Linked DNA regions of Homo sapiens: region 1 is linked to region 2. The links are chromatin loops, found by intact Hi-C in ENCODE. Cell type or tissue: Panc1. All regions are shown on one strand. Links, peaks and the distances in the headings refer to the core of each region. The heading gives the core; the rest is flanking DNA.

Evidence for each region. Peaks named below come from ENCODE experiments on the same cell type or tissue, not always from the same donor. Only the 100,000 strongest peaks of a DNase experiment are listed, where the experiment ranks them.
Region 1: it touches region 2 in a loop (7-fold over the local background); 96 of 110 quality-filtered maps call a loop at or near these places.

What each region holds. Positions count from the first base shown.
Region 1 is chr19:40,131,226-40,148,209 of GRCh38, forward strand. No RefSeq gene overlaps it. Among named protein-coding and RNA genes, the nearest start is that of ZNF780A, 49 kb to the left of the region's middle. RefSeq lists enhancers at 13,278-13,427, 14,048-14,097, 16,477-16,771. In Panc1, for the core only: no CTCF peak of the experiment used is centred there; a DNase peak (open chromatin) is centred at 8,806; H3K27me3 peaks cover 3,142 bases.
Region 2 is chr19:40,214,468-40,229,495 of GRCh38, forward strand. TTC9B (tetratricopeptide repeat domain 9B) reads right to left here and starts at 3,917. Exons shown (of 3, transcript NM_152479.6): 1 at 3,488-3,917; 2 at 2,720-2,902; 3 at 1,591-1,805. The coding sequence starts at 3,914. The coding sequence ends at 1,696. CCNP (cyclin P) reads right to left here and starts at 12,222. Exons shown (of 5, transcript NM_024877.4): 1 at 11,908-12,222; 2 at 10,255-10,344; 3 at 10,021-10,176; 4 at 8,921-9,079; 5 at 7,741-8,836. The coding sequence starts at 12,174. The coding sequence ends at 8,585. It overlaps MAP3K10 (mitogen-activated protein kinase kinase kinase 10), which reads left to right. Exons shown (of 10, transcript NM_002446.4): 10 at 503-1,108. The coding sequence ends at 825. RefSeq lists enhancers at 2,785-3,375, 4,954-6,153, 9,352-10,551, 12,056-12,609 and a silencer at 11,910-12,029. In Panc1, for the core only: no CTCF peak of the experiment used is centred there; DNase peaks (open chromatin) are centred at 3,154, 4,334, 5,564 and 7,574; H3K4me3 peaks cover 2,396 bases; H3K27ac peaks cover 276 bases; H3K27me3 peaks cover 1,744 bases.

The DNA of each region.
Region 1 (16,984 bases), core at 4,876-12,875, 81 kb before region 2:
TAACCTAGATAAAATGGATAAATTCCTAGAAACACACAGTCTACCAAAACTGATGCAAGAAGAAACAGAAAATCTAAATAGACCTATAACTAGTAAGGAGATTGAATCAATACTTTTTTTAAAAACACTTTATTAAACCCCTCCAAAGAAAATCTCAGGACCAGAAGCCTTCATTGGGGAATTCTACCTAACAGTTAAAGAAGAATTAACACCAACTCTTCTCAAATTCTTTCGAAAATTGAAGAAGAGGGAGGACTACCTCATTCATTCTAAGAGGCCAGCATTACGCTGATACAACAGCCAGACAAAGATACTAAAAGAAAAGAAAACTACAAGCCAACATCCCTAAGGAAGATAGACGTCAATATCCTCAACAAAATACTAGCAAACCAAATTCAGCAGCATATTAAAATAACTATTCACTATGATCAAGTGGGATTTACCACCAGAATGCAAGAGTTGTTAAACATAGAAATATCAATTAATGTAATACACCACATTAATATTATGAAGGAAAAAAACCCAAGATCATATCAGTTGATGCAGAAAAATCATTTGACAAAATCCAACAGTGTTTCATGATAAGAATACTCAACAAATTAAGAACACAGGGGAACTTCCCCCAACATGATAAAGATCATATATGAAGAACTGTCCAGATGCAGTGGCTCATGCCTGTAATTCCAGCACTTTGGGAGGCAGAGGCAGGAGGGTCATTTGAGCCCTGGGTGGCATGGTGAGACTCCATCTCTACAAAAATATATTAAAAGAAAATAGCCAGGCATGGTGGCATGCACTTGTGGTCTCAGCTACTCAGGAGGCTGAGGTGAGAGGCCGAGGTGGGAGGATTGCTTGAGTGCAGAAGTTGAGGCTGCAGTGAGACATGTTTGTGCCATTGCATTCCAGGCTGGGCCTCAAAGTGAGACCCTGTGTGAAAAGAAAACCCACAGCTAAAATCACACTCAATAATGACAGACCGAATGTTTTTCCCTGGATGATTAAAATTTTCTAAATCTGGATAGTGATGACGGTTCCATAACCTTATGAATATACTAAAAACCACTAAATTGTACACTTTTATAAAAGTATGCATTTTATGTTACTTATATCTCAATAAAGCTGTTATTTAAAATGAACATGATATGGTCTCCACCACCAAGAAGCACAGAAACAATTTTGGAACGTTACAGAATTGAAAAAGATGATTTCTCAGCAACAAAGTCCTTATGTGCACAATAAAGTGATTAATATTTCCCAGGTGCTTTGATAAGAAATATATATTGAGAGCTAGCTATGAGAGAAGTCTTCTCTTGTTTCTTTTGTTTTTTTTTCTTTTTTGATTGTTACTTTAACTTTTTTCTAGAGAATCTGTTTAAATGGGAAAATGCCAAGGTAAATATTCTCTATTGACATGATTCAACATTTTTTGTATAAATACTGATAAATGCTTATCGAATTAATTCATATTTAAAAGAATGGACATTTACTTGGGTCATATTGGTGTTTCTATTGGTGAGAATTTTGACAAAACCGAGATGCACCTTCTTTTTTTTTGTTTTTTGAGGATTGTAGTTTTTTTTTTATTATTATACTTTAAGTTTTAGGGTACATGTGCACAATGTGCAGGTTAGTTACATATGTATACATGTGACATGCTGGTGCACTGCACCCACTAACTCGTCATCTAGCATTAGGTATATCTCCCAGTGCTATCCCTCCCCCCGACCCCACCCCACAACAGTCCCCAGAGTGTGATGTTCCCCTTCCTGTGTCCATGTGTTCTCATTGTTCAATTCCCACCTATGAGTGAGAATATGCGGTGTTTGGTTTTTTGTTCTTGCGATAGTTTACTGGGGATGCACCTTCAAAGGGGAAATGAAGAATAATTTATTTATTTTTTTCTAATTTTTATTTATTTAAAAAAAATTTTTTGAGACGGGGTCTCACTCTGTCACCCAGGCTGAAGTGCAGTGGCGCAATCTTGGCTCACTGCAATCTCCGCCTCCCAGGTTCAAGCGATTCTCTCACCCCAGCCTCCCGAGTATCTGGGACTACAGGCACCTGCCACCACATCCAGCTAATCTTGGTATTTTTAGTAGAGATGAGGTTTCGCCATGTTGGCCAGGCTGGTCTCGAACTCCTGACCTCAAGTGATCTGACTGCCTCAGTCTCCCAAAGTGCTAGGATTACAGGCATGAGCCACCATGCCCAGCAAGAATAATTTAATAAAGAGAGTATTTACAGAAATGTATGGACAGGGTTAAGGGAAACCAACAAGGGATAGCAAACTATTTGAAGCTAGCAGCACCGATAGCCATTGCCCCTCCTCCTAGACCAGAAGGAGTTGAGGAGAAAATGGTTACCAAAGCCCAGGATACAGCAAGACCCAAGACAGCCTGGCAGAGAGGGGCTGGAGGAATGAATGCTCTGACATCATTGCAACTACCCTTTCATCCTCTGCTGAAGCCTCCCATTCACTGACCTCATCCAAAGCCAAGAGGTGAGTCCACTGATGTAATCTACACAGGCCAGCCTCCTGGGCACATAGTAGAGTGGAGAAAGGTAAAGGGTGGACCTAGGAGGGAAAATGAAAAACAGGTGGCAGAGATCAATCTATTTGCTCCTCACTTGCTCTTTAGAATGGGGGATTCCAGCCAACCCAGGTTTTTAACCAAAGAGCTAAAGACACAGAGGGAAAGGATGGAGAACGCTCTTTGTTGGCACAACTGCAGTAATTGCACTTGATCTTTGTCCAGATGAAAAAAAAATCTACTGTCAATTCAGCCATATTTCCATCAGAGGTCTTCATAAAAGGCCGCAGAAATGTGTTAAAGAAATAATTAGTAGCGGGATGTGGTGGCACGCACCTGTAATCCCCACCTACATAAAAGGCAGGAGGATCACTTGAGCCCAAGTTCAAGAACAGCCTGAGCAAAATAGCAAGACCTGGTCTCAAAATAAAGAAATAAATAAAAAATTTATTTTTAAAAATAAGCAATTAGCAAATATAAAAAAGTGGCTGCTATAGTCACCACTTCTATAACTAGTCCTGACGCCAGGGTGCTGAATACATAATTAATTGATTGATTAGAAATGCAAGAGACTATTCTGTCATTAATTATAATTGCATGCATGCAGTTGCCCTGGATATTTCCTGTGAAAGACTTTATCATCTTAATTATAGATCTTCCAAAAGAGACAGCCTTAAATAAAATGTATAGATATGTCTCTCTTTTGCGCAGGGGGTGGAGGGGTACTTAGCACATGGACACCTTTTTGTGTTTAGAGAATTCACTATTTTATTTTATTTTATTTTTGAGACAGAGTCTCACTGTCACCCAGGCTAGAGTGCAGGGGCGTGATCTCAGCTCACTGAAACCTCCACCTCCCACCTTTAAGCGATTCTGCTGCCTCAGCCTCCTGAGTAGCTGGGACTATAGGCGCACACCACCACACCTGGCTAATTTTGTATTTTTAGTGGAGACGAGGTTTCGCCATGTTGGCCAGGCTGGTCTGGAACTCCCGACCTCAGGTGATCCACTCGCCTCGACCTCCCAAAGTGCTGGGATTATAGGCTTGAGCCACTGCACCTGGCTCATCAGACCATTTCATTGTCATGTTTTGAACATTGTTCTGGGGGGCTTAGACTCTCAATGGTTTGTTAAGGAGCTCTTTTAAAAAAAATAAACTCTTTGTATTTTTAATCAGCCTGATTCAGCTTCTGTTGTGTGTCTGTTACAAAGAAGTAAGTGAATTTACAACATCTTGTCCAATTAAATGGGATTTAAAGCAGGAACTTAGAAGCTACCTAAAAAGGAGTTATTACCTTAGAATTAACAGGCTGTTGGATGTCAGGGCCCATGTTAGGAAAGATTATGAAGATTAAGAAAAGAAGACCCAGAGCTCTGCTCAGATTAACTAAATTCCCAAGCTGTAAAGTAATTACCCCAAGACCCATGGTCAAAAGAAATGGATTATGATCCCTGATATAGGAAAAAAAAAAAACAAACCTACAAAACCCAGAATAAGGAAGAGATAAGCGACCAAAAATATACCATCCAGATCATTAAATCATTTGGAATTAAGAAAATGTTTACTGCAGTACTGGTTCTCACTCCTACAAAAAAAGAAAGGAAGGATAGAAAAAACCATATTGGTTTTTGGTTTTTTTGTTTGTTTTGTTTTATCAGAGAACTTTGAAGTATTTAGCATTTTAACCTGGTCTTTAATGGTCCAATATTTCTCTACCATGACTGGCAAGATTTGTGTGGCTGGGAATTTAATCAGAAAAGTAAAGAGAAGTGATTTCCCCACAAACTCTCAGATACACGTGGCAGATGTGGTTGGTTCTGGATCTTGAATATAGCACCATTATAATGTAGAGAAGGCAAAGCACCATAGGACTGTAACTTGCAAAAATTTTCATGCAAAGATTGCTCCCCCAGGGCCAAAAGTTGGAACTTTAAAATTATTTATGGACCCAATCCCCTTTCTGAAGGTGAGTTGATGTACCCCTGTGCAGTAGTATTTGTCTATTACATTTTTCATCAGAGAGTACTTTAGACACCAAGCTTTCTTTTCTGAGTGGCTGCGTAAATTTATAGTCTTAGCACTCTATAACAAGGGGTAAGCATAGCAATGAAATATCACTGAGGAATTTATTGATCCTTTATTGAGATATGGCGACATGATTGCAGGACAGAAAAGAATGGATTCTTGTCAAAGCCAGGATTTGAATTCAGCCAGTTCACATTTTTAACCATACTATACTGTATCTTGGAGGGTCTGAAGGATGCACAAGACAAGGTGAATTTTTTGCCAAGAAGTCCACACTCAACCTCTGGGGTAGGCTGAATAACGGTCCCCAAAGATGTTCACATCCTAACCCCCAGAACCTGGGAATATACTGCAGTTTCCCTTACATGGCAATAGGGATGTTGCACATATGAAGCTAAGGATTTTTTTTTTTTTTTTTGAGACAAAGTCTTGCTTTGTCACCCAGGCTGAAGTGCAGTGGTACCATCCTGGTTCACTGCAGCCTCGACCTCCCAGGCTCAGCAATTTACCCACCTTGGCCTCCCAAAGTGCTGGGACTACAGGCATGAGCCACTGGACTGGCCGAAATTAAGGATCTTGAGATGGAGAGATTATCCCGAATTATCTAGTGTGCCCAATCTAATCACCGGGTCCTTATAAGAGAGAGAAGATGTAAGGACAAGGCAGAGGTCAAAGAGGAGAGAAGAAGCCACGCTGCCGGCTGTGAAGGTTTTACTCGTAGTGACTGTGAAGCCACTGCCAGTAATAAGCAGAGAAGAAACAGGATCTGATTTGCATTTCGACAGGAGAATGACTTCGCAGGGAAGGGATAGAAGCAGAGAGTCCAGTTAGAAAACTATTGCAATATCCCAGGGAAGAGGTGATCTGTGTCCTGGCCCAGGTGTTAGCATGTGGAATACTTCACAGATAAAGCCAATGGGATTTGCCGACATATCAGACATGACATACGGAAGAAAGAGAGGAGTCTGTCAAAGATGACTCCAAAGATTTCAGCCTAAGCAAAGGGAAAGATGCAGGTGCTGTTAACTGAGACGGGGAAGCCTGCGGGATAAGCAGGTTTGGGACGGAAGATCAGGATCTCAGCTTTGGATACAAGTAATTTGAGAGCCCATTAAACATTCAAGTGCAGAATTCAGAGGAGAGGTTTGCAGTGCCAATATAAGTTTGAGACTAACGGTGGATACAGAGATACCCTGTCCAGATCCCTCTTCCAAGCAGGATTTGCTGCTTCAGCCACTGGGAGTGCTGTCAGCAGACAACTTTCTGCTGTCAAGTCCTTCAGGACCAGCCTCAATTGCAGAGAGCTGCCTTGACCAAATGCACACCTCTCCGGGGAAAGCCCCAGTAAGGAATATAAGGCCCAGCAATCTGAGCCAAACAGATAACAAGTCTAATAAGCTATTCTCTTCATAAATTTGTACGGCTAAAACAGAATACCTGAGACTGGGTAATTTACAAAGAACAGACATTTATTTTCTCATGGTTCTGGAGGCTGAGAAGTCCAAGATCAAGGCGCTAGCAGACTCAGTGTCTAATGAGGGTCTTATCTGTGCTTCCAAGATGGTGCCTTGAACACTGTGTCCTCCAGAGGGGAGTAACACTGGTAGAAGGCGGAGGGCAAAAAAGGATAAACTCCCTTCATCAAGCCCTTTTATAATACCATTAATCCATTCACGAAGGTGGAGCCTTCATGACCTAAACACACCCCAAAAGTCTCACCTCCCAACACTGTTGGATTGGAGATTAAGGTTCCAACACACGAATTGTGGGGGACACATTGAGACCACAGCAGCTATCTATGCTGCAGAGCTCTTGCAGGGTTGACCATGGCCAAGGTTGTGCCACGTCTAATTCAAATTCTCCATCTGCTCAACCCTGGCTCCCCTCTCCCTTCCACAGGCGTCAACCCCTAATAAGTCTCTTGCACCCCAAACTGCATCTTAGTGTCTGCTTCCAGAGAACTCAAACAACAACAGCCCTCAACAGCATATAGACGGTTATGCAAAGCCTAGAAGTTGCATTTACCTTATTAACAGGTTCTTAAAGTATTTCATGCCAACTTCCCAAAAAAATAGACTCTTCTCTGTCCAGTGAGCCTAACATCCTGACCTGGAGAGGCAAGAGCAGGATTTTTTAAAAGCACTTCATAGAGGCCACAGTAGGAAAGGCCAAAGATGCCCAAACTCATCAGTATTCAGAATATTCTAATTAACACACAATGAGGCCAGGTACGGTGGCTCACACCAGTAATCCCAACACTTAGGGAGGCCGAGGTGGGAGGATCGCTTGAGCCCAGGAGTTCAAGACCCACCTGGGCAACATAGCAAGACTCTGTTCTCCACAAAGAGAAGGGGAAAACCCACAACGGCATACCATTTCATACCCAGCAGACTGTCGAAATGTAAGTCTCTCAATATCAGGTTTTAATCCATAGAATAAAATAAATATCCACACTTCTCGGCCGGGTGCAGTGACTCACACCTGTAATCCCAGCACTTTGGGAGGCCAAAGCGGGTGGATCACTTGAGATCAGGAGTTTGAGACCTGCCTGGCCAACATGGTGAAACCCTGTCTGTACTAAAAAAAAAAAAAAAAAAAAAAAATTAGCCAGGTGTGGTGGCACACACCTGTAATCCCAGCTACTCAGGAGGCTGAGGCATGAGAATCACTTGAACCCAGGAGGCAGAGGTTGCAGTGAGCAGAGATCACAACACTACACTCCAGCCTGGGTGACAGAGTAAGACTCCACCTGAAAAATAATAAATAAATAAATAAATCACACTTCTGCATGGATCGAAATAAAAAAATAAATACATGAGGAGAAGGGATGGTTCTATCTTTCAGTAGATTTACAATTTATAAATGTAAAAGGAGAAAGGAATATGAAAAATTACCATTAGTCAAATGTCACAGCAATAACTGTTGCAGACAAGATCCACCAATGGATGCTAAAATTTGTGGGCAAAAGTTTGAGAAGGAAAAAGACTTGTATAGTCTCAAAAAATCTCCTTCAAGATAGTTTTTAATTACCAAGGGGAAAATAGTAACTTTACAGTGGAGATGTGCAGCATACAGCAATTTAAGTGATCAAGGTCAGCATCACCAGCAATAAGATACACTGACATCAGGTGCCTCCTGATATCATGCACTGAGAAGGACACAACATCATTTCTGTGGCGTTCTTGGCAAAAACTCATAACTTTAGTCCAGTCATGAGAAAATGTCAGACAAGCCCAAATTGAGGAATATCCTATAAACTAACTGATCAGTACCATTCAAAAGTGTCAAAGTCAGTTGGGCATGGTGGCTCACACCTATAATCCCAAAGCTTTGAGAGGTTGAGGCAGGAGGATTGCTTGAGGCCAATAATTCAAGATCAGCATGTGCAACACAGTGAGACCCCATCCTGACAAAAAAAATTAGCCGGGCACCATGGCATGTGGCTGTAGTCCTAGCTACTCAAGAGGCTGAGGCAGGAGGATCCTCTGAGTCCAGGAGTTGAAGGTTGCAGTGAGCTATGATCGCACCACTGCACTCCAGCCTGGGCGACAGAAAGAGACCCTACCTCTTAAAAAAGCAAAGTGTCAAAGTCATGAAACACAAGCAAATACAGAGGAAATGTTCCTGTCTAGAAGAGACACAACAACTGAACACAATATGGGAGTCTGGAACAGAAAAAAGGAAAAAAAAAGGACATCAATAGAAAAAGTGTTAACATTCAAATAAGATTGGTAGTTTAGTTGATACTGTGATACCAATGTTAATTTCCTAGTTTTGATCATTGTGCTATGCTAATAACAATAGGGGGAGCAGGATGAGAGATATGTGGGACCTCTCTGTACTATCTGCACTTTTCTGCAAGTCTAAAATTATCTAGCATTACAGCTTCCACCTCACTCTCTGCGTTAACTTGCTCACCATCTGGCCCTCCCCACAGTCCCCATCATGTGGCCTAGCTTCCCCTAGAGCAAGTGGACCCAGAGGAGTGTGAGTGAGCCCCCTTGGAAGGGCATTCTCCAGTTCCTTTAAACCCTTCTGATGACTGAACCCCAGGCCAGTGCCTTCGAACCAGAACCATGTGGATAAGCTGCTCTCAAATACTTGACCCACAAAAAGTGTGTGAGACAATAAATGTTTACTGCTTTTACCTCCCAGATTTTCTTTTTGAAATTCAGAAAGTTGTTGTTGCACATAATGACGACTAGATGGCACCAGAATTCCAAGGATAGAAGCAGGCTGCCAGCATCATGAACTCAATTGCCTCTGAGTTTGTTTACAAATTTATTGCAATCCCAATACAGATATCATCAAGGGTTTTGTGTGTGTGTTTGTGTGTGTGTGTGTGTGTGTGTTTTCTTTTTTTGCCCCAGAGCTAGAAAGAAGCAGTAGCAGCCGTGGCTGCCACCAACTTAGGCAGTAGCTCTACCAAATACTTAAAACGATATAAGTGGCCAGGCGTGGTAGCTCATGCCTATAATCCCAGCACTTTGGGAGGCTGAGGCGGGTGGATCACCTGAGGTCAGGAGTTTGAGACCATCCTGGACAACATGATGAAACCCCATCTCTACTAAAAATACAAAAATTAACTGGGCATGGTGGTGGGCACCTGTAATCCCTGCTACTCGAGAGGCTGAGGCAGGAGAATCCCTTGAACCCGGGAGGCAGAGGTTGCAGTGAGCTGAGTTTGCACCATTGCACTCCAGCCTGGGTGACAAGAACAAAACTCCGTATCAGAAAAATTAAAAATAATAAAAATAATACAATAAAAATAAAACAATATGTGCCCTTGCCATGGTTGGGGCTAAAAAAAAAAAAGTAAATAAAAACAATATTTTAAAATGTGTTACTGATGCATAAATAAGCAGACAGATCAAAAGAAGGTTAGAAAATCCAAAGACAGAAGCAATTGCTGATGGAGATTTATATGATGATATAGTAATTTCTAATTCAGGAAGGGACTTTAGAAAAGGTTTTAATTTAGTAGTGTAGAAACAACTAGATGACCACGTGAAAACAAAGAAGCTTGAATGCATTTCCCACCCCATATACCAGATTAAATCCTAAACATATCAAAGATCTAAATGAAAAAACACAGCCTCACAGATAATAAAACACTGGTGAGTTCCCTCATTACCGGGGAGGGTGTAAATTTTCCAAACTATTACTCAAGATCCAGAAGCCATAAAAGAGAATTTTGTTAAATGACCAAACAAAAAAAAAACAAAAACCTTTTGCGTGGCCACAAAATAAGCCATACACAACCAAAAACTACAGATGACAAAATAAGAAAAATATTTACCACTTATATCACAGAAGAGAAAGAGTTAAAATCCCTAAAATATAAAGTGTCTAAAAATTAAGGGAAAAAAAACAAGAAACCTATTGAAAGCGGGCAAGATACATAAACAGAGAGTTCACGTTAAAAAATGCAAATGCCACCTAAATTTATAAAAATAGCCAGACACAGTGGCTCATCCCTGTAATCCCAGTACTTTCGAAGGGAAGGTGAGGGGATTGATTGATCCCAGGAGTTTAAGACCAGCCTGAGCAAGATGACAAGACCTTGTCTCTAAATAAAATAAAATAAATTAGCTGAGTGTGGTGGCACACACCTGTGATCCCAGCTACTCGGGATGCTGAGGTGGGAGGATGGGAGGACTGCTGGAGCCCAGGAGTTCAAGGCTGCAGTGAGCTATGATTGCACCACTGCACTCCAGCCTGTGTGACCGAGTAAGACCCTGTCTCAAAAAATAAAAAATAAAATATCACACCTGTAATCCCAGAATTTTGAGAGGCTGAGGCAAGCAGATCACCTGAGGTCAGGAGTTCAAGACCAGCCTGGCCAACATGGCATGGTGCATGCCATGTTGCAGCCAGGCAACATGGTGCAGCCAGGCATGGTGGCATGCACCTGTAATCCCAGCTACTCAGGAGGCTGAGGCAGGAGAATCGCTTGAGCCTGGGAGACGAAGGTGGCAATGAGCCAGCCGAGATTGTGCCACTCCACTCCAGCCTGACTGGCAAAGCAAGAGCCTGTCTCAAAAAATAAAAAATAAACTAAAGCTCAGCCTCACTCATAATAAAAGAAACACAATTAAAACTGCCCTGAGATCCTATTTCTCACCTAACAGATTAGCAAAAATCCAAATGTTGGACAGCCCTCTTGTTGGCAACGCTGTGGGGAAACAGGGACTCTTCCATTTTACTGATGGAATATAAAAAGATAAAACCTCCATGGAGGAGAATTTGGCAATATCTAGTGAATTTGCCCTTTGACTCAGCAATCCTACTTCTAGGAATTAGGTCCAAAGACACAGACAGAAATAGGAAACTTCATATGAACGTGCCTCTTCACTGGAGCCCTACGCATGATAGCAAAAAACTGGAAACTATTGCAATAGCCATGAAGAGGGTGCTGCTTAATTCAACTATGCTATATCCACAAATACAGAGCACTGTACAGCTGTGAAAATAAGATATATTAAGATTACATATATATGTGATGTGTGTGTATGTACAAGTGTGTACACACGTGTTTTTTTGTTTTGTTTTTTTGACTATTTGTTTGTTTTGTTTTGTTTTGAGACAGTCTTGCTCTGCCGCCCAGGCTGGAGTGCAATGGCACGATCTCAGCTCACTGTAACTTGCACCTCCCAGGATACAAGCCATTCTCCTGCCTCAACCTCCCTAGTAGCTGGGACTACAGGCACGTACCATGACGCCCTGCTAATTTTTGTATTTTTAGTAAAGATGGGGTTTTGTCATTTTTACCAGGCTGGTCTTGAACTCCTGACCTCAAGTGATCCGCCCACCTCAGCCTCCCAAAGGTCCTGGGATTACAGGCGTGAGCCACCACACCCGGCCCATGTGTACACACATATATAGTCACCTCCAAGATGTAGTTAAGTGAAAAAACCAAGGTGCAAATTGGTATGAACAGGATGTACCTTTTGCTCAATAGAGAGGAAAATGAATACATATGTTCATTGGTTTATATTTTCCAAGTAAATGGAATGTCAAAACAATTTTTGCGATTGGGACTCAATCACCCACAAAACAATGGTTTTGGTTTTTTGTTTTCTTGAGACAGGGTCTTGTTCTGTCACCCAGGATGGAGTGCAGTGGTATGATCACAGCTCACTGCAGCCTCCACTTCCTGGGCTCAAGCGATCCTCCCACCTCAACCTCCAGAGTAGCTGGGACTGCAGACGTGTGTGACCACGCCCAGCTAATTTTTTACTTTTTATAGAGATGGGGTCTCATTATGTTGCCCAGGCTAAAACAATGTCTTAAAGTAATTTAAGATATATTAATTTGACATAAATCCCTAATGGGGTATATCCTCCTGGAAAAAAAAGCACCATAAGAAAATCTTAAACTATATTTAGTCATCATATTACTAGTGATAGTATTGATATTTTAAAATTTTATATATGCACATATATATTCAGATATGCATATATATTCACATACTTCAAAACGTATGCTGATGTCACTACAATTCAAAATTCTCTTTTTTTCTTTGAGAATTCAACATTCTCTGAATAAGAAAAAAGAGGCATAATAATAACATTTTAGAAGTTGTAAAGGGCAAAACTAAACTATGGACACACATTTGGATAACTAATTACTATAAAGAAACACAGAGATGATTGCTATAAAAGTCAGGCTGGCCAGGCACGGTGGCTCACGCCTGTAATCCCAGCACTTTGGGAGGTCCAGGCGGGCGGATCACCTGAGGTCAGGAATTCAAGATCAGCCTGGTCAACATGGCGAAACCCCATCTCTACTAAAAATACAAAAAAATTACCTGAGTGTGGTGGTGCACATCTGTAATCTCGCTACTGGTGAGGCTGAGGCATGAGAATCACTTGAACCTGGGAAGTGGAGGTAGCAGTGAGCCGAGCTCATGCCACCTCACTCCAGCCTGGATGACAGAGTGAGACTCTATCTTAAAAAAAAAAAAAAAAAAAAGTCAGGCTGAGGGTTAATTTTGGTAGAGAGAAGGGAGGGGCTGGGCCTGGGCGCCTGGGCTAGGGCACGTGGAGAGGCTTATGAACAGCTGGCAAATTCTATTTCTTGACTTACATGTGGTTACAAGTGGCTTGCCTTAAAATAACACAATTTGTGTGTTTCGCTGAATTTCAGGAACTCCTATTTTAAGAACTTCCTGGGGTTTTTTTTTTTTTTTTAACAAAGAAATGTAGTACTTTGTTTTTTAAAAGGAAGATTTTTATTATATGAATCAATACCTAATAAATTAGAAGCAAAGCCTCTTGCAGAGAAAAAGATCCACCAATAAGGAGATCTGCGTTTCTTCAGGGGAAAAAAAAAATCATCTCCATCACAGAATTGAAAACAAAGGAATAATCGTACAGATTTGGGAAGCTGGGGACTTTGCCTTTGTTTTCCTTATTTTAAATTAGGAATGCTGGCTGATGAAATCAGAGCACCCTGTGAAAAGAACTGTACCAGACATCTTGATCAGCACCATTTTGGGCCTCTGCAATGTCAAATAAATTTGAATATATTTTTGCTTTTACAACGTTATGCTAGCTGTGAAACCACTTGAAATGCAGCATTTCCTGACAATGACAAAGCTCCTCCACGGGAAACTCTCTTTCTTTCTAATGTGTTAAGAAATAGACTTACATCAAAAAGAAAAGCATTCTCTATGAAACACAAACGCTTTGGAAGTGTCTAAAGGTGCCACAAAGGTTGCAATTCTCTCTCCACTTGCAAGAATTTTTTTTTTTTTTTCCCGAGATGGAGTCTTGCTCTGTCACCCAGGCTAGAGTGCAGTGGCTTGATCTCGGCTCACTACAACCTCCACCTCCCAGGTTCAAGCAATTATCCAGCCTCATCCTCCCAAGTAGATGGGATTACAGGCACATGCCACCATGCCCGGCTAATTTTTATTTTTAGTAGAGACGGGGTTTCACCATGTTTGCCAGGCTGGTCTCAAACTCCTGACCTAGTTGATCCACCCACCTCAGCCTCCCAAAGTGCTGGGATTACAGGCGTGAGCCACCAAGCCTGGCCTTTTTTTTTTTTTTTTTTTTTTTTTTTAAAGACAGGGTCTCACTCTGTTGGCCAGGCTGAAGTGCAGTGGTGTGATCTCGGCTCACTGCAACCTTGAACTCCTGGGCTCAAGTGATCCTCCTGCCTTGGCCTCCCAAGGTGCTGGGATTACAGGTACCAGGTGAGCCTTCACACCCGGCTCACTTACAAGATTATAGTGAGATCAAACGTGGAGAACTTCTGATCCAGATTCAAATGGTCTAGATTTATATTCTGGCTCCCTCACTTACTAGCTGCGTGACCTTAATCAAATCACTTAACCTCTCTGATTCTGTGACCACACACATAAAACTGAGATATGACAATGCCTACCTCCTAGAGGTTGTCATGAGAATAAACTGTTTTAACAGAAGTAAGACACTTAGGACAGGGCAAAGCTATCTTGAGCCTTACTAGGCCAAGGGACCAGAGAAGCTCAGATCCAAGCACTCCATACTGAGTGGCCATGCTGCAAAACTCCCACAAACCCCAAATCAACACAGATTGGCTGGGCAAGGTGGCTCGCACCTATAATCCCAGCACTTTGGGAGGCTGAGGTGGGTGGATCACTTGAGCCCAGGGATTTGAGACGAAAGAAAGAATGAGAGAGAGAGAGAGAAAGAGAGGAAGGAAGGAAGGAAGGAAGGAAGGAAGGAAGGAAGGAAGGAAGGAAGGAAGTTAGGAAGTTTATTCTCTTACTGTTCTGGAGGTCAGAAGCCAACAATCAGCTTCCCTGGGCAAGCAAACAAGAAAGAGAAAAGAAAGGAAATAACACAGATTTATTCTCTTACAGTTCTGGAGGTCAGAAGCCAGCAATCAGCTTCCCTGGGCTAAAGTCAAGTGGTTGGCAGGGCTGATTCTTTCTGGAGGCACTGAGGGAAGACCTTATGTCCTTGTCTTTTTAGCCACCCGTATCCCCTGGCTCGTGGCCCCCTCCTCCTTCTCCAAAAGTGGCCCTCGGCTGGGTGAGGTGGCTCATGCCTGTAATTCCAGCACTTAGGAAGACCAAGGCGGGTGGATCACCTGAGGTCAGGAGTTCAAGACCAGCCTAGCCAACATGACAAAACCCCATCTCCACTAAAAATATAAAAATTAGCCAGACGTAATGGTGAGCACCTGCAATCCCAGCTACTCAGGAGGTTGAGGCAGGAGAATTGCTTGAACCCAGGAGGCGGAGGTTGCAAAGAGCTGAGATCACACCACTGCACTTCGTCTCAAAAAACAAACAAACAAACAAACCCGCATCCCTCTAATGTTTGCTTCCATTGTCACATCGACATCCCTCTGACCAACTTCTCCTGTGTCCCTCTTGTAAGGATCTTTGTGATTCTATTCAGGACCCACCCAGGTAACCCAGGATCATTTCCCCAACTGAACAAACTTAATCACATCTGAGAGTCCATTTTGCCATATAAGGGAACGTTCACAGGTTCTAGGGATTAGGATGTATAAACCTTCTTAATTATTATTAATACTTAGCCAAGCCTTGTGGGGCAAGAGAAACTTTTTCTTTTCTTTTGTTTTTTGGTTTTGTTTTGTTGTTGTTGTTGTTGTTGTTTGTTGTTGTTGTTGTTTGAGATGAAGTCTCCCCCTGTCACCCAGGCTGGAGCTCAGTGGCACAATCTCAGCTCACTGCAACCTCCACCTCTGGGTTCAAGGGATTCTCATGCCTCAGACTCCCAAGTAGCTGGAATTATAGGAACCTGCCACCACACCCAGCTAATTTTTGTTTTTTAGTAGAGATGGGGTTTTACCATGTTGACTAGGCTGGTCTCAAACTCCTGACCTCAAGTCTGCCTCGGTCTCCCAAAATGCTGGGATTACAGGCATGAGCCACTGTGCCCAGCCATGTTTTTTTTGAGACTGAGTCTCACTCTGCTGCCCAGGGTGGAGTGCAGTGGTGCAATTTCAGCTCACTGCAAACTCCTCCTCCCGGATTCAAGCAATTCTCGTGCCTCAGCCTCCCAAGTAGCTGGGACTACAGGCACCCACCACCATGCCTGACTAATTTTTGTATTTTTAGTACAGATGGGGTTTTACCATGTTGGCCAGGCTGGTCTCGAAATCCTGACCTCAGGTGATCCGCCTGCCTCGGCCTCCCAAAGTGCTGGGCTTACAGGTGTGAGTCACCGTGCCCAAACTTTTTTGTTGTGTTTTGTTTTTGAGACAGGGTTTCCCTCTGTTGCCCAGGCTGGAGTGCAGTGGTGCGGTCACAGTTCACAGCAGCCTCAAACTCCCAAGCTCAAGTGATCCTCCCACTTCAGCCTCCCAAGTAGCTGAGACCATAGATGCGTGCCACCACACATGACTTATTTATTTATTTAGTAGAGACAGGATCTCACTATGTTGCCCAGGCTGCTCTTGAACTCCTGGACTCAAGTGATTCTCCCACCTCGACCTCCCAACTGCTGGCATTACAGGCATGAGACACTGCACCCAGCCAGGACATGGAAACTTTGGAGGCCACATTATTCAGCCTACCACAGTCTCAAAGTGTGGTCTGATTCCATTCTGTTGGCTGTTTTATTTCTTCAGGTCTCAGACCTTACGTGGACCTATGGGTGCTACTTAGGACGTAGGTCCAGCCAGAAGTCAGAGAAGGCTACTGGAACTGCCAGTTCAGGACCCTTGAGCTCCCCTGTTACATGCCTTTGTGCAAATTAGGAAAAGGCTGTCCTCCCTTCCTCTGGGTAGACACAGCTCCACACCAGGATGTGTGGCTGGTGAAAGGGCACAGGTTGCATTTCAGCCTCCACATGCCTCCTGGGTCAAACAAATTTGTGCAGTGCACAACCTATACAACCCCAGTTTAAGGCACAGGGCCCCCACCTCACCCTGATTTAAAAAAAAAAATTAGGGAAGCATGCCCAGTCTTATTCTTGTCTTTCTCGGTATAATTTAGATCTGCACAAACTTTCTATCATGACTCACACTTCCTGAAACCCTGGAGCCTCCCAGATGTGAAATCACTGAGAGCTGGCTCTTCAGAAACAGTGACTCCTTTAACAGGCGGGCTTGGAGGACGTCTCTTGTGGGTCTAGGTCTTATAAAACTGACTCCTGCAGGGCTGCCTGGGACTGGTGGGAAACCCTTGGTGACTAGGGTCAGGGCTTCGCAGAGCCCCAGCGCAGGGTGAGATTGGAAGAATTACACTTCCGCCCAGGCGCAGAGCCCTGGCACAGGGTAGGATTGGAAGAATTACACCTCCGCCCTTCGGCCAACGACCAACACCTTCGGAGTCTGCAGAGGTTTGGAGGAGTCCGAGGAGACTTCAAGGCAGAGCTGGCAAGGTCTGGGAGGGAGCGTGGGCTTGCTGCGTTCTCCCCGCGCCCCGATTCCTACCCTCCCGAAGGAGTAGCTGCTCTCT
Region 2 (15,028 bases), core at 2,707-10,706:
ACCATCGCCAATTCTTACACAGCCTAGACACTGTTCTCCTCCATCTGTTAACTGGGTGGGAGATGCGGCCATAGCAGTGTTATTAAGTACCCACGTCAGGCACTGTGCTGCTTGTTTTAAGTTATGGTTATTCTATTTGCTCCTCACCTGCGTGGTGAGGCACCATTTTTATCCCCCTTCAGAGCTAAGCCATGCCTGAGCTTAGCCCAGTGCAGGAGAGTCGGGAAGACCAGGGCTTTGGCCCCCGAGGCTGCCGCTAAGCAGCAGTTCCAGAAGGTTGAGGAACATGCCAGGGTCCACCCAGAGGAGCAAGCAGCTGGGAGTGGTCCCAGTCTAGGTCAAGGTCCCAGCACTGCCACACTACAGATGGAAACTGGATGCAGCAAGATCCACGGATTTCTCGAGAGAAACCAGAACTTGTGCTTTTCATGTAACAGCTCTGGGCTTTTTAATGCCACCCTCTGCCCCACCCCACTCACCTCCTCTGAACCTCTCTTACCAGGCCCTCGTGACCTTCTGGACTTCCCCCGCCTGCCCGACCCCCAGGCCCTGTTCCCAGCCCGCCGCCGGCCCCCTGAGTTCCCAGGCCGCCCCACCACCCTGACCTTTGCCCCGAGACCTCGGCCGGCTGCCAGTCGCCCCCGCTTGGACCCCTGGAAACTGGTCTCCTTCGGCCGGACACTCACCATCTCGCCTCCCAGCAGGCCAGACACTCCGGAGAGCCCTGGGCCCCCCAGCGTGCAGCCCACACTGCTGGACATGGACATGGAGGGGCAGAACCAAGACAGCACAGTGCCCCTGTGCGGGGCCCACGGCTCCCACTAAGGCCTGCCCACCACCGCCCGCCTGGGCAGCCATGAATGTAGCGCCCCAGGCCCTGCCCCAGCCCGCCATGCCACAAGGTGGGGGAGGCCCTGGGCAGGATGTTCACTCTATTTATTGGGGAAGGAGGGAGGGGGGGGACACTTAACTTATTCCTTTGTACCCCAGGGGGTGGAGCCCTGTGCCCACCCTGCACTGGGGGGAGGGTGGGCAGGGATACTCAGGGACAGGGCATCATGGGGGATTTGGCACAAAATGGAGCATTAAAGGTAACCCCTGCCCCCTACCGCACTTGATTGTGTTCCTTTTTCCTTTTTTTTTTTTTTTTTTTTTTGGAGACAGAGTCTTGCTCTGTTGCCCAGGCTGGAGTGCAGTGGCACCATCTCAGCTCACTGCAACCTCCGCCTCCTGGGTTCAAGTGATTCTTCTGCCTCAGCCTCATGAGTAGCTGGGACTACAGGCTCCCGCCACCACACCCAGATAATTTTTGTATTTTTGGTAGAGACAGGGTTTCACCATGTCGACCAGGCTGCTCTCAAACTCCTGACCTCAAGTGATCCACCCATCTCGGCCTCCCAAAATGCTGGGATTACAGGCGTGAGCCACTGCGCCTGGCCTAGACTGTTTCTTTCCCTGGCCCAGGCCCTGATGCTGGGTCATCCCAGTGGAACATTCCCCCCGACCCCACACACCCTCCCTGGGCTTCTCTGGGTTTCTAAGGTCCAAGGGATGAGGCCCTCCCTGGTCCCCCCAAGAACACCACACAAGTTATGATCACCAGTGACAAGTGTTTTACCAACAAACACATGAGTCGGGGGAAGTTACATGGTGAGGTGGGAGGGCGAGGGATAGAGAGGTCCCCCTGGATTGGCCTCAGCCAATTACATCCCGAGTCTGGGACCCAGCCCCACTGTCTTCCCGCTGGAGGCTGCAACGATTCATCTTCAGCTGAGTCAGCTGGATGTAGCGGAGCACATTGGTGTCTGCAGGGGAGGTGGGCAGGGCATCATCTGGGTGTCCCGGGGCAGCAGGTGACTTCCACACCTCCCTGGCTCACACCCCATTCTCCGAAGTATCCAGCAGCTCGCTCACACAGCCAGTAGAGCCAGAGCCCTTCCCCAAAGCCCCAGTCACAGTCGGCAGTCCCCAGTCACAGCGGAGCCATCGCACACCTCTGTGCGCCTGTATTTGCGGCACCCTCTGCCAGGAATGCCTCTTCGCAGAGGCTCCCGTCACACTTCTCATCCTCCAGCGACATCTGCAAGAAGTCTGTTCTCTCCGAGCCACTTAACAGGAAAACTAATCTCGTCTCGGCTCCCACAACCCTGCACCTGTTGTAATCCCTCTTCCTTCTTCATTGGCTCTTAATACAAAACTGAGTGTTGTGTCTGCCCTCCTGCACTCATGTGTGTAAGTGCACACATGCACGCACACACACACACACCCCAATTTCCTGGCATCGTCCACCCGAGTGGATGAGTGGATGGTGCAGGAAGTGAATGAATAGGTGTGCGTGAATGGGTGAGTGGAGGAATGAGTGTGTGCGGTAGGCAGGGGTGGGACGGGGTAATGGAGATGACAGTGGGTGGATAGGGAAGTGACTGAGCAGGTGAATAGGAGATATCAGATGTGGCAATGACGGTAGATGAGAAATGGCCGGGGAGATGTCAGAGGAGCGATAGGTGGACGGATGTTTGAATGGCGGGTGAAGGGCGGGGTGGATGAATGGATGAGTGGGCGTGTAGGGAGTAGGTGGGTGGCGCAGCCCTACCTAGAAGCAGCTCCGCGGGAGGAGGGCTCTGCTATTCTGCCCTGATCTTCCTGCCTGTTCCCTCCGCTGCAGCCCCTTTCCCCGCCCTGGGCCCAGCCCTCACCTCTGCCCCGCCCCGCCACTCACCTGTGGGTTCCCGGCTGCGGGCCTCCTGCAGGTAGCGCAGCGCGCGTGCGTAGTCGCCCAGGTGGTAGAAGGCAATGCCGGCACGGTAGGTGGCCTTGAAGTTGCCCTGCTGCTTCTCCAGTACCTTGAGACAGTACTCGCGCACGCGCTCGTAGTTTACCAGCTCCGACTGCAGCAGGCAAGCTGCGAGGGCCCCGCGGCCGGCACTCTCAGAGCCTGCTGGCACCCCCAGAACCCACCTGACTGCGAGGAGCCGAGGCTCCAGGCGGCAGGGAACCAGGCCTAAGGGATTGCTCCGGCAACCAGGGGCGCCAATCCGCTCGCCTATCGAAACAGGCGCAACTGCGCCGCTGCTAGGGGGCGCCAAAACACGGACAGGCGCCACTGGGCGATCCACCCAGAGCTGTCGGTGGGCAAGAGCACTAAGGCCCCGCGCGGGGGCGAGGGCCGGGACCTCGAGAGCCTGGCTCAGGGCAGACTTCCTCACCTTGGGTCCACGTGCGGCCAGGGGGTGGAAAGAATGACTCAGGGGAAGCGAGGCCCTGAATACCCGACCCAAAGACCATTTCCTGCATCCCAGCTCCCTCCAGCCACAGACCCCTGTCATCCCCTACCCCTAATCCCTTTCCTTGATCAAGCTCTGAAGGCTCCCCCAGAAGCCCACAGCCCTGGACCCTTCAGCCCCAGGGCCCCTGGCCCCCAAGTCGCCAAGCTCTCCCGATTGCCCCCTCCCCTCGTGCCCCATCCCCCCACCCCCCGACGGCGTACCCGTGAGGGAGTCGTAACACTCCACCTCCGTGCTCTCCACCAGGCGCCGCTGCTCCTCGCTGAGGCGCGCCGGCCCGGGGCTGCTGGTGGGCCCGGGGGCGGGGGCGGGCAGGCCGCTAGGGCGGGCCCCCTGCGCCGCCTTCAGCTGCAGCAGCGCTCGGTGGTACTTGCCGATGGCCTCCCGGAACTTCTTCTCTCGATAGCAGCGCTGGCCCTCTGCCTTGAACGCCACGGCGGCACGCAGGCTGCTGTCGAGCGCCGCGCCCAGGCTCCCCGACGGCTCTGGGGTAGGACCGGGACGAGCCGAGCCATGGCGGGAGCCCGAGCCTGGGCCCGAGCCCGGTGGGGAGAGGGCGGGAGGCGGGCGCGGCGGAGGCTCCGGGGCAGCGCTGAGCATCAGCACCGGGGACAGCGCGCCGCGCTGCATTGTGGGAAACTCCTGCCGCCGCCGCTGCAGCTACCGCATCGCCCCCCGCGGGGCTGGTCCCCACCCTTTCTCCGCCCCCTCACCTCCGGCAGCCGACTCCGGCTGCCCCCTATGGGTCTAGGGAAACCCCTCGAGACTTCCCCCATGCTCACTCTCAAATTAACCAAGTCCTAGTTCTCCAGCCCGCCCCCCGAATTGTTCCCATTCCCCTTACCCTCCCCAACCTCCTGCCTGCTCTCCTCCCCGGTGCCCAAAGCTCCCGAAGATTTCTAGAAGGAAAGGACGAGCCTGGGGGAAAGAGCAGGAAGACATCAGCCTCACGGAAAGCTGGCTCTCAGCCCACTGGCCATTTGGCATATCGAATGAGAACACAGGATTTGGACCCAAGCTTCCCAAATTCAAATCCCTGCTTACTTTCTCACTAGTGGTATGACTTAGACAGCTCGCTTAAACTACCTGGAACTCTGTATCCTCATCAGTAACATGGCACAATAATATCACCTTTAGGGCCAGTCGAGGTGGCTCACGCCTGTAATCCCAGCACTTTGGGAGGTCGAGGTGGATGGATCGCTTGAGGTCAGAAGTTTGAGACCAGCCTGGCCAATATGGCAAAACTCCGTCTCTACTAATATACAATATATACAAAATTTTTGTATATATACACAAAAATTAGCCTGGTGTGGTGGCGTGCACCTGTAGTCCCAGCTACTCGGGAGACTGAGGCAGGAGAATCACTTGAACCTGGGAGGCAGAGGTTGCAGTGAGCCGAGATTGTGCCACTGCACTCCAGCCTGGGTGACAGAGGGAGATGCCGTCTCAAAAAAGGAAAGGAAAGGAAAGGAAAGGAAAGGAAAGGAAAGGAAAGGAAAGGAAAGGAAAGGAAAGGAAAGGGGAAAGGGGAAAGAGGAAAGAGAAAAAAGGAAAGGAAAGGAATTAAAAATAATACCACCTTTGGGATTCATCTGTTAATTTATGAAACAAATATTCACTGACATCCTTTCTGTGCCCAGCTCTGTGCTGGATGATGCTGGGACATAGCAGACACTGCGTGAGCTTCAGACCCTACTCTCACTGGGCCCCAGTTCAGTGGGAAGACAGACCAGTGACCAGACAGTGACAGCCCTGAGCAGGCTAGCCTGGGAAGCACAGGCAGAGGGGTCGGGGCCGAGGTGGAAGAGGCACAGGCAGAGGGGTCGGGGCTGGGATGTGGGAGGTACCTGCCCTGGGCTGAGGTGGTGATAAAGTCTTCCTGGAGGAGGGAATAACTCTAAAAACAAGAGAGATCTCCTTCTTGCCCTCATCCAGCTCGGCTGTCTATGGGGGAAAACAAGTGAGAGGGCAAACAAGTCCCCAGGAAAGGAAGCATGCAGGAGGCTTTCAAGAAAAAAATCGAGGATGAATGAGTCAACTGCCCTTCAGTCCTCCTTTGCCGCCTCCTTAGCTGTGGGACCTGGGCCAAGTTCCTCGATCCTCCTCCTTCGGCTTCGTCTGTGCGACATGAGGATAGAAGGCAAGTTAACCTCAGAGCGGTTGCAGAGACTGAATTATCTTATGCAGGTAAGGCACTTAGCACAGGGCTTCATACATTAATGGGCAATTAACAACTGGTGTTTCTTATCGTCCATTAGACTCTGAGTCATGTGATCATGAGTGCCTGGCTCTGAGTCAGCATCCATATATAGTTGTTGAATGAATGAGTGTGTGAGTGAATGGCATTATGCATTACTACTCCTCCCCCTCCTCTGAGACTCTAGCTTGGGTCTCAGCCCCAGGCCTCCCCACTCTCCCCAACTCCACCCCCACAGCACATCCTCTAGCTGGAGGTCCCATGGCAGGTCACATGTGACAGACAGAAACCAGAACTCAGCACCTTCCATCTCAACCAGAGCATCTGCCTCTATCTCTTATTGTACTTTGCTGTAAAACGCTTTTGCTGAGTGAGTTTCTCCCTTATCCCTGGGGTCCAGCCTTGAACACCTCAGGGGTGCAAACATTTTCCTCTCTGCATCTCCAAACCCAGGCTCAGTTAGGAGTGTAAAACTCATGAATTTGAGTTCTTGAGCAGTGCACACACCTTTCCCTACCTCCGGTGTGTCTGTTTTGTAATGAAAAACACAGAGATCTGGCTGGGCGCAGTGACTCACACCTGTAATCCCAGGACTTTGGAAGGCCGGGGCAAGTGGATCACCTGAATTCAGGAGTTCGAGACCAGCCTGGGCAACATGGCAAAACCTTGTCTCTACCAAAAATACAAAAAATTAGCCAGGGGTGGTGGCGTGCACCACTTGGAAGGCTGAGGCGGGAGGATTGCTTGAACCCAAGAGGTGGAAGTTGCAGTGAGCTGAGATCACACCACTGCACTCCAACCTGAATGATGACAGAGTGAGACCCTGTCTCAAAAAAAAAAATAAAAAAAAAAGGAGATCCGTTGATTCATAACCATGTTTTCTGACGAAGTAAATGCCTAGGTACCCAGGCACAGTAGCACAGGACAACTGTACCTAAAATCACAGTCCTGCTGGGATGCAATGCTAACACTTTTACAACACCTCCTAGGTGTCAGACATTGTCATAAAGAGCTTTCCCTTTTATTTATTTTTTATTATTTATTTTGAGATGGAGTCTTGCACTGTCGCCGGGGCTGGAGTGCAATGACGTGACCTCGGCTCACGGCAACATCCACCTTCCGGGTTCAAGCGATTTTCTTGCATCAGCCTCCTGAGTAGCTCGGATTATAGAAGCCCGCCACCACACCCAGCTAATTTGTTGCATTTTTAGTAGAGACGGGGTTTCACTATGTTGACCAGGCCGGTCCCAAACTCCTGACCTCGTGATCCGCCCGCCTCGGTCTCCCAGAGTGCTGGGATTATAGACTTGAGCCATCGCACCTGGCTGCTTTACGTATATTTTAACTCACATCCTCACCACAGTGTCAGGAGGTTGGTACCATAATTATCCCCACTGACACCTGGGCACTTCCCAGGTTAAGTATATCAGACCCCATTGATAAAACTCTTACTATCCAGGACTTACTACTACAAACTGATGACCTTCGCAGAGCATCTTCCAGGCTTGGGAGAACCTATCTTCATAGCCCAGTATATGTGATGTGTTGGGCTTGTACAACCATTAAGAAATATTGAATTAGGCCGGGTACGGTGGCTCAAGCCTGTAATCCCAGCACTTTGGGAGGCCGAGGCGGGAGGATCACCTGAGGTTAGGAGTTCGAGACCAGCCTGGCCAACATGGTGAAACATGTCTCTACTAAAAATACAAAAATTAGCCGGGCGTGGTGGCAGGAGCCTGTAATCCCAGCTATTTGGGAAGCTGAGGCAAGAGAATCATTTGAACCCGGGAGGCGGAGTTTGCAGTGAGCCGAGACCGCGCCATTGCACTCCAGCAGCCTGGGCAACAAGAACGAAACTCCGTCTAAAACAACAACAAAAACAGAAAGACTGAATTAGTTGACATCTAAACGCAGATATGGAATTGCAGAATCTCAGGTTTACTTGAATAAGATCTGAAAATCCGGCAACATCGAGGTAGCATTTCTTCTGACCGGGATGGGCATTCTCAACTCCCCCACAGTCCCCATCTCTTGTGATTTTTTGCCAGTCCTTAAGGGATCCCAGTTTTATCCCGCTGAATGACTCTTGGGGAAGCCCGCCATTGCCCCCTGGTGGAGGAGTTCAGAATTTGCATTTTATCTCCCAGCAACCATTAAAGGAAGTGGTGAGCACATCCAATCAGAGGGATGCGAGGCCTAGAAAGCGACCAATCAAAAGCGAGAGGGGACCGGAATTCGACCAATGAGGGCAGAGAGCGCTCAGAATAAAATAAATTCTTTTATTGAGATGAGAGACGGACACACACTGGGAGGGTTTTGTTTTTTGTTGTTGATTTTTTTGTGACTGAGTCCCAGTACTCAGGGAGGCTCAGACTGGAGGCGGCGGAGCAGGCAGGCGGCGGCAAGGCTGGTCCCCTGGCGCTGGGGCCGCGCATACTTGAGGAAGACTGCGGCGCGACCCGGCGCGGGACCTCGGAGCGCAGCGCGGGCCATGCACGGCTCGAGGGTGCCCAGTTCCTCGGGGCTGCAGCAGGGAGATGGAGAAACTGAGGCAGGGCAAGTGGTTGGAGATGACCCATCCTTGGAACTGGAGACTGGAGGCTGAGAAGAAGCGTCGATGTGGTTCCCCACGGACGGGTCGGGGGCTCTCTTGAGATCGGGCACGCGTCCCGTCTTCAACTGGAGTGACTAGGCGAGCACCGGGGAGAGGTGGACACCCTATTCTTCCTACAGGGCGCGGCTAGTGCGGAGTCAGAACACTCGAGGAAGCAAGGAGGGGAGCTGAGGATGGGCAGCCATCCTCTCTATGCTGGGTGCACAGGCTGAGGGAAACCATGGTTCGCCCTGCCACCTGGTAGCATGGTTAGCGGCCCTAGCAGCTAAAGGAACACCCCATCCACCACCAGATACAGAGATGGAGGACTCGAGGCCTGGGTGATCCTTCGTTCTCAGCCCTGGAAGGCAATAGGAGCATCTTCTGGGCCTGGGAGACTATCTTCCACTCTGGGGCAAGGTTAAGAGACCCCAGATCTGGACTAATGGGGTCCTCCCACCCCATTCTCTCCCACACCCAGAAAAATCAAGTCTAGGTGCCACCTCCTCCTCAATAATTGTCTCTCATTCTCCGAGACCGTAAAAATGACCAGGAAGGTAAGTCCCTGAAGCTGCGGTGACCCCATACACTTCCTCCGCCAAGACTACACCTGTAAAGTTCTGGCTGGAGCCTGGAGCCCGCCCCGTCGAGCAAGCGGTGCGCCAGGCTCAGAGCCGCAGCCGCACGACGACCCGGCTCCCATCCCGCCGCCTCGGCCTCCAGCAAAGACAGCTCCAGGAAGTAGGTGGCAAGTAACATCACCTGCAAGTGAGGCGGGGCGACTGTCAGGCCACGCCCCACTTCGCGCCGGCCACGCCCCCACCCCGCGTATTCACAAGGGCTCACCTGGGGGCTGCTCCCTGCCAGCGCGGCCAGCAGCCCGAGGCACAGCAGCGGGCCGGGGTGGTGCAGCCGGAAATCCAGGCGGCTCAGGATGCGACGCTCGGCGCGCAGCAGCTCCGCCCGTGAGAAGGAGTCCGCGCTCAGGAGGCAGAGGAAGGCGGGCTGCAGATGGGGGATGCGGGGGGAGGTGAAGGAGTCTTGGATCCGGGCTCTTTACTCCCTGCCCTGGAAAGGCCCCAAGTTCCGGACCTCAGTTTCCTGGTGTGTAAAATGGGGCCATTGACTTGTGTCTGGAAGTCGTAGAGAGCACGGGCTTGAGGGTCCTGGGTTCAAGACCTAGGTTCGAGTTCAAACCCCATCATCTGCTCACTGTGTGACATAGGACATTCACTTAAGCTCTCTGCCTCAGCTACCCCCCGCCCCCCGTAAAACAGATACTACTCCCTGCTTCACCAGGCAGTTCTGATAAGGCACTGAATTCATGCATGTTGACGGTAACTATTCAAGATGGACTAGTTTATATTATTTTTATTTACTTTTCTAAATTAGAGACGAGGTCACCTTGGCTCCCCAAAGTGATTTGTTTTGTTTTTTTTTGTTGTTGTTGTTTGTTTTTTTGGAGTGCAGTAGCGCGATCTCACCTCACAGCAACCTCCGCCTCCTGGGTTCAAGCAATTATCCTACTTCAGCCTCCTGAGTAGCTGGGCCTACAGGCGTGCACCACCACACCTGGCTAATTTTTATATTTTTAGTAGAGACAGGGTTTCACCATGTTGGTCAGGCTGGTCTCAAACTCCTGATCTCAAGTGATCTGCCGGTTTCAGCCTTCCAAGGTGCTGAGATTACAGGCGTGAGCCACCACCCCCAGCCTTAAGACAGACTATTCTAGACTGAGTCCAAGTTCCAACTGCTTGATTTGGGGCAAATGTCTTCCTCTCTCTGAGCCTCGGTCTCCTCTTCTGTTTAAGGGACACATTGACAGCCCCTCCCTCATACATGTTGGGAATCCCAGACTCAGCACGGTGCTTGGCACACAGTAGTCACTGAATCAGTTACTCCCCAAAGGACTCCATCCACCCTCCCAAACCCCACCCCGGAAGTACCTCGGGAAGCACGCACTCTTCCATTTTGCACGCCACAAACAGGCAAGCCACGCCCAGCAGCTGCAGGCGATGTAGACGCACGCGGCCAGCGCTCAGGTAGGAATCAAGCAGGTGAACCGCCAGATAAAGTGTGTCACCAGCCAGACCCAGGTACTCCTGAGGAGGGGCAAGGGTGACCACGGGGTCCTGGGCGGCGACGCAAACTCAGCCCCCCACACCCTTCCAGATACCTACGTGCACCTGGACCAGCCAGTCTACCACCAGGGCGCGCATCTCCGGGGTCACAGCGCGGGGCAGGGCTCTCAGGGGCAGCACGCGGCACACCTGGGGTTGGGGCAGGGACGCTTCACTCTCCACACCTGTGCCTCTGCCTTTCTCCTGAGCTCCAGCCCTGGATGCAGCAGCCTCCTCCAGTCAGTTGGACATCTTAGGCATGCCACACCCAAACTGGCCTCCAAATGAGCTCCTCTTACGTGTCCTCACCTAGAACTCTGGGCTTCGTTCCAGATGCCTCCATACCCACCTCTCCGCCACGTGGACTCCTGGGCGTCTCCCTCTAGGTTCCCAGACTTCACTTTTTTTTTTTTTTTTTGAGACAAAGTCACTCTGTTGCCCAGGCTGGAGTGCAATGGCGCAATCTTGGCTCACTGCAACATCCGCCTCCTGGGTTCAAGCGATTCTCCCGCCTCAGCCTCCCTAGTAGCTGGGATTACAGGCATGTGGCACCATGCCCGGCTAATTTTTATATTTTTGTAGAGACGGGGTTTCACCATGTTGACCAGACTGGTCTTGAACTCCTGACCTCAGGTGATCCGCCCACCTCAGCCTCCCAAAGTGCTGGGATTACAGGTATGAGCCACTGCACCCGGCCTCAGACTTCAACTCTTGACCACGAATCCTCAACCCCTCTGCCTCAGAGCACCCAGAAGCATCTTCCCAAAGAAAGATCTGACCAAGGAACTCCCCAGCTTAAAACCCTTCCATGGCTCCCAGTACCCTTGGAGAAAACTCTGATTTCTTTCAGGCTCTGCTCCAGCATCACCTCTTCCCTCTCTCTCCCCACAACCCATGCGTCAGCCACAGCTGCCTTCTTTTTAGCTCCTAGACTATACCAAGCCCATTCCTACCCCAGGCCCTTTGCACTTCCTGTTTCCTCTACAGAGAGGGTCCTTCCCCAGCCCCTTACTCGACCTTTCCGTCATTCAGCTAACATCTCCATGACTTTGTCTATACTCCTACCACCCGATCACTATCTCTTTGTCTCAGCATTTTCACTGTGAAGATGTCTCCCTGTGTGCTTTGTCTATTTGGCCGCTAGGCTGCCAGTCCCACGAGGGCAGGGACTTCTGCCCACAACACAAGTGTCTCTCAGGTCCTAACAGAGATCCTGGCCCAGGAGAGTCGCAGGCAAGACGTTCAACAAACTCCTCCCTTCAGTCTTCCTTCCGCAGCAACCCTCTCATAGGGATATCTGAAGGCTGGCGAGGCCAATGTTTTGGTTTGCGTGGCCTTTCCCTAGTTGTTCTATGTGTTTGCTCATCTCCCCAGAACGAGGCCAGCATTGCAGCATCTCCAGCACCTAAAACATTTGCTACTAAACCATTAAATATTTGTTAAACAAATAAATGTGGAGGACAAGTACAGGGGACCATAAACACCCCAGGAGGGACTGCAAAGAGCCCGGGGACGGTGGGAAAGGGCATTCCCAGCGGTAGAAACGGCGCTGTGTGAAAACAAAACAAAAGCCTGGACGTTGCAGGGAAGGAACGCCGGCTGCCAGTGATAGGGAGGAGAGGCTGGAGCGGTGGGAGTTCAGAGTGGTGTTGAGTGGGTGCCGGGCGGTGGGCCGGCGTCGCCCTCACCAGGGCAGGCGGCGGGTAGGCTCACCATGACTTCGGCGAAGATGTCCCCGGCGTACTCGCGTTCTCCCTGCAGCCCCAGCGCGCTCAGCGCCTCCTCCAGCCCCGGCGGCCTCGCCAGGCGTCTTGGGGAGACAGTGGGGCCCGCGGGGAAGCCGTCGGGGACTGCGGCGCTTGAAGGCTCTGCGTCGAGGGAGGCAGCGAGACTCTGCAAAGGAGAGGGCCTGGGGGCCCAGCGCCTAACGATAGGCCCGAGCCGGGAGCCGGACCCCTGGTCCCTGCCTCTCACCAGCATCCTCCAGGAGGGTGTTGCGGGCGAGGCCAAGCACCGACCCTTGCAGCTAGGGGAAGAGACGCGCGGCGGGCGCTTTAAAGGCCCCTGGGCGCGTGCGCACTGAGCCCGCCTCGCCCGGGCAGGTGCACAAAGGTGAGTGCCCCGCAGGCTGGCTCTGTCCTCTCGAAGCCCTCTAAGGTCGGACAGCTGGAGACAGATCCTCATCCTGCTGCCCGGAAGCAGCCCCTCTGGGCCTCGCTTTCCTGACCATAAAGTCGGGATGATTTCAAAATGTAGAATCAGGGTTTGCACCGTCAGAGGATGGATGTACAAACATAGATCGGAGGTTAGAATGACCCTTGTGGTGTCGGTGTCGCAATGGAATTGGAGATAAAATTGTGTGAACACATGGTTGTTTACATAGAAGTTAAGTGTTGTGTGGCCGGGTGTGGTGGCTCACTCCTGTAATCCCAGCACTTTGGGAGGCCGAGGCGGGCGGATCACGAGGTCAGGAGATGGAGACCATCCTGGCTAACACTGTGAAACCCCATCTCCACTAAAAATACAAAAAGTTAGCTGGGCGTGGTGCCGGGAGCCTGTAGTCCCAGCTACTCAGGAGGCTGAGGCAGGAGAATGGCATGAACCCTGGAGGCGGAACTTGCAGTGAGCGAGATTGGGCCACTGTACTCCAGCTTGGGCGACAGAGCGAGACTCCGTCTCAAAAAAAAAAAAATTTTTTTTAAAAAGTGGTGTGTATGCAAACATGTATTTCCTAGCTTAATCCACTGGGAGAGCTTAAGAGCAGCGACACCCCAATAGTGAGAAGCACCCCTAACATCCAAACCCTGGCCGCCACATCCCATTCTCCACTAAAAGGAACCAGGGCTACCTGGAGAAATGGCTGATCCCAGGGTCATACAAGAGAAGGTACAAGATCTGGAATATTTTTGTGTGGCAGAAAGTGTCCCAACAGCAGGGCAAGTCACATAGATGCAGAAGTCACTAGCTAAATCTAGAAAATGTGAGCATCAAGATGATAGTCATAGATCACAAACCACTGAATAAAATTAAAATACAAGTTTATTCTGATATAACTCAGGCAGTGGGAAAGAAAAGCTCTTCTAATCTTTAGAAAGTGAACTAATAAATGTGTTTTGTTTTCAGACAGGGTCTCGCTCTGTCACCCAGGCTGGAGTGCAGTGGTGTGAACACGGCTCACTGCAGCCTCAACCTCCTAGGCTCAAGTGATCCTCCCATCTCAGCCTCCCAAGTAGCTAGGACTACAGGTGTGCGCCATCATGCTTGGCTAATTTTTAAATTTTTCTGTAGAGACTGGGGTATCACTTTGTTGCCTAGGCTGGTTTTGAACTCCTGGGTTCAAGGAATCCTCCCACCTTGGCTTCCCAAAGTGCTAGGATTACAGGTGTGGGCCGCCATGACTGGCCGAACTAATAATGTAGAAGGTTGGAAAATCCTATTTGGCAACCACCACAGCATCGTTTCATGCAAGAAATATCAATAGATGTTCAAACTAGTGGGTGAACATCTGATAGGAATCGGGATATCTACAAAATGTCTCTACACAAGATGTTTATTAACTGTGTAAACCAAAAGGTATCTGAGATAGGTGTCAATCAATTTAGAAAGCTTATTTTGCCAAAGTTAAGGGTGTGCGTGTGACACGGCCTCAGGAGGTATTCGGGGCACAGCTTGGTTTTATACGTTTTATGGAGACATGAGACGTCCTCAATATGTGTAAGCTGTACATTGGTTCGGTCCGGAAAGGCAAGACAACTCGAAGCAGGGGAGGGGGCTTCCAGGTCATAGACAGGAGACAAACGGCTGCATTCTTTTGAGTTTGATTAGCCTTTTACTGAATGCACAATTTACAGGAAGAGCCATCCATGCCTAGTCTGGGTCAAACAATAGGACGGAGGAAGCCATCAGATATGCATTGGTCTCATGTGAGCACAGGGATGACTTTGAACTCTGCCTGTCTTCTGTCCACAAGGAATTTCCTTGCGGGCAAATGGAGAGACGTAAGTAGCTTTAAAAAAAAATATATATATATATATATATCTTTTAGGCCAGGCGCAGTGGCTCACGCCTGTAATCCCAGCACTTTGGGAAGGTGAGGCAGGCAGATCACTTGAGGTAAGTTCGAGACCAGCCTGGCCAACATAGTGAAACCCTGTCTCTACTAAAAATACAAAAATTAGCTGGGTGTGGTGGTGGGTGCCTGTAATCTCAGCTACTGGTGAGGCTGAGACAGGAGAATCACTTGAACCCTGGAGGCAGAGGTTGCAGAGAGCCAATATCGCACCATGGCACTCCAGCCTGGGCGATAGAGTGAGACTCCGTCTTAAAAAAAAGAGAAAAAAAAAAAGTGAGGCAACCAACCCTGGTTGAGGGAAAATAACTGCAAAATAACTGCCCTGTGAGTTTCACACCTGCCAACTGAATGCAACATGTGAGCCTGGTCATTAGCTAGGAATTTTTAACATACAAGGACATTAAGCGTGACCATTAGCGAACACTATAAAATCTGTACAGAAGAGCAGTTTCAATGTTAGCTTCCTGACCTTGGTAACTGGAGAGCAGTTATGTAGCAGAATGTTCTTTAGGACAGGTATACAATGTGGAGCGGGAGGTGGAGGGGTGAATTTAACATTCTGATCCCATTTTTGTCCGTTTTAAGTAAAATGCTATGACGAACCTGGCGAAGGGTATATTTTGTAATTCTTCTACATAACTTTTTTGAATAGATTGACAGTTCCCACCTACCCCACACCCAATTTCCCCAATGAACATCTCATATTAGTGTGCCCCATTTGTCACAATCCGTTAGACCAATATTCATCTATTAAGTCCATGC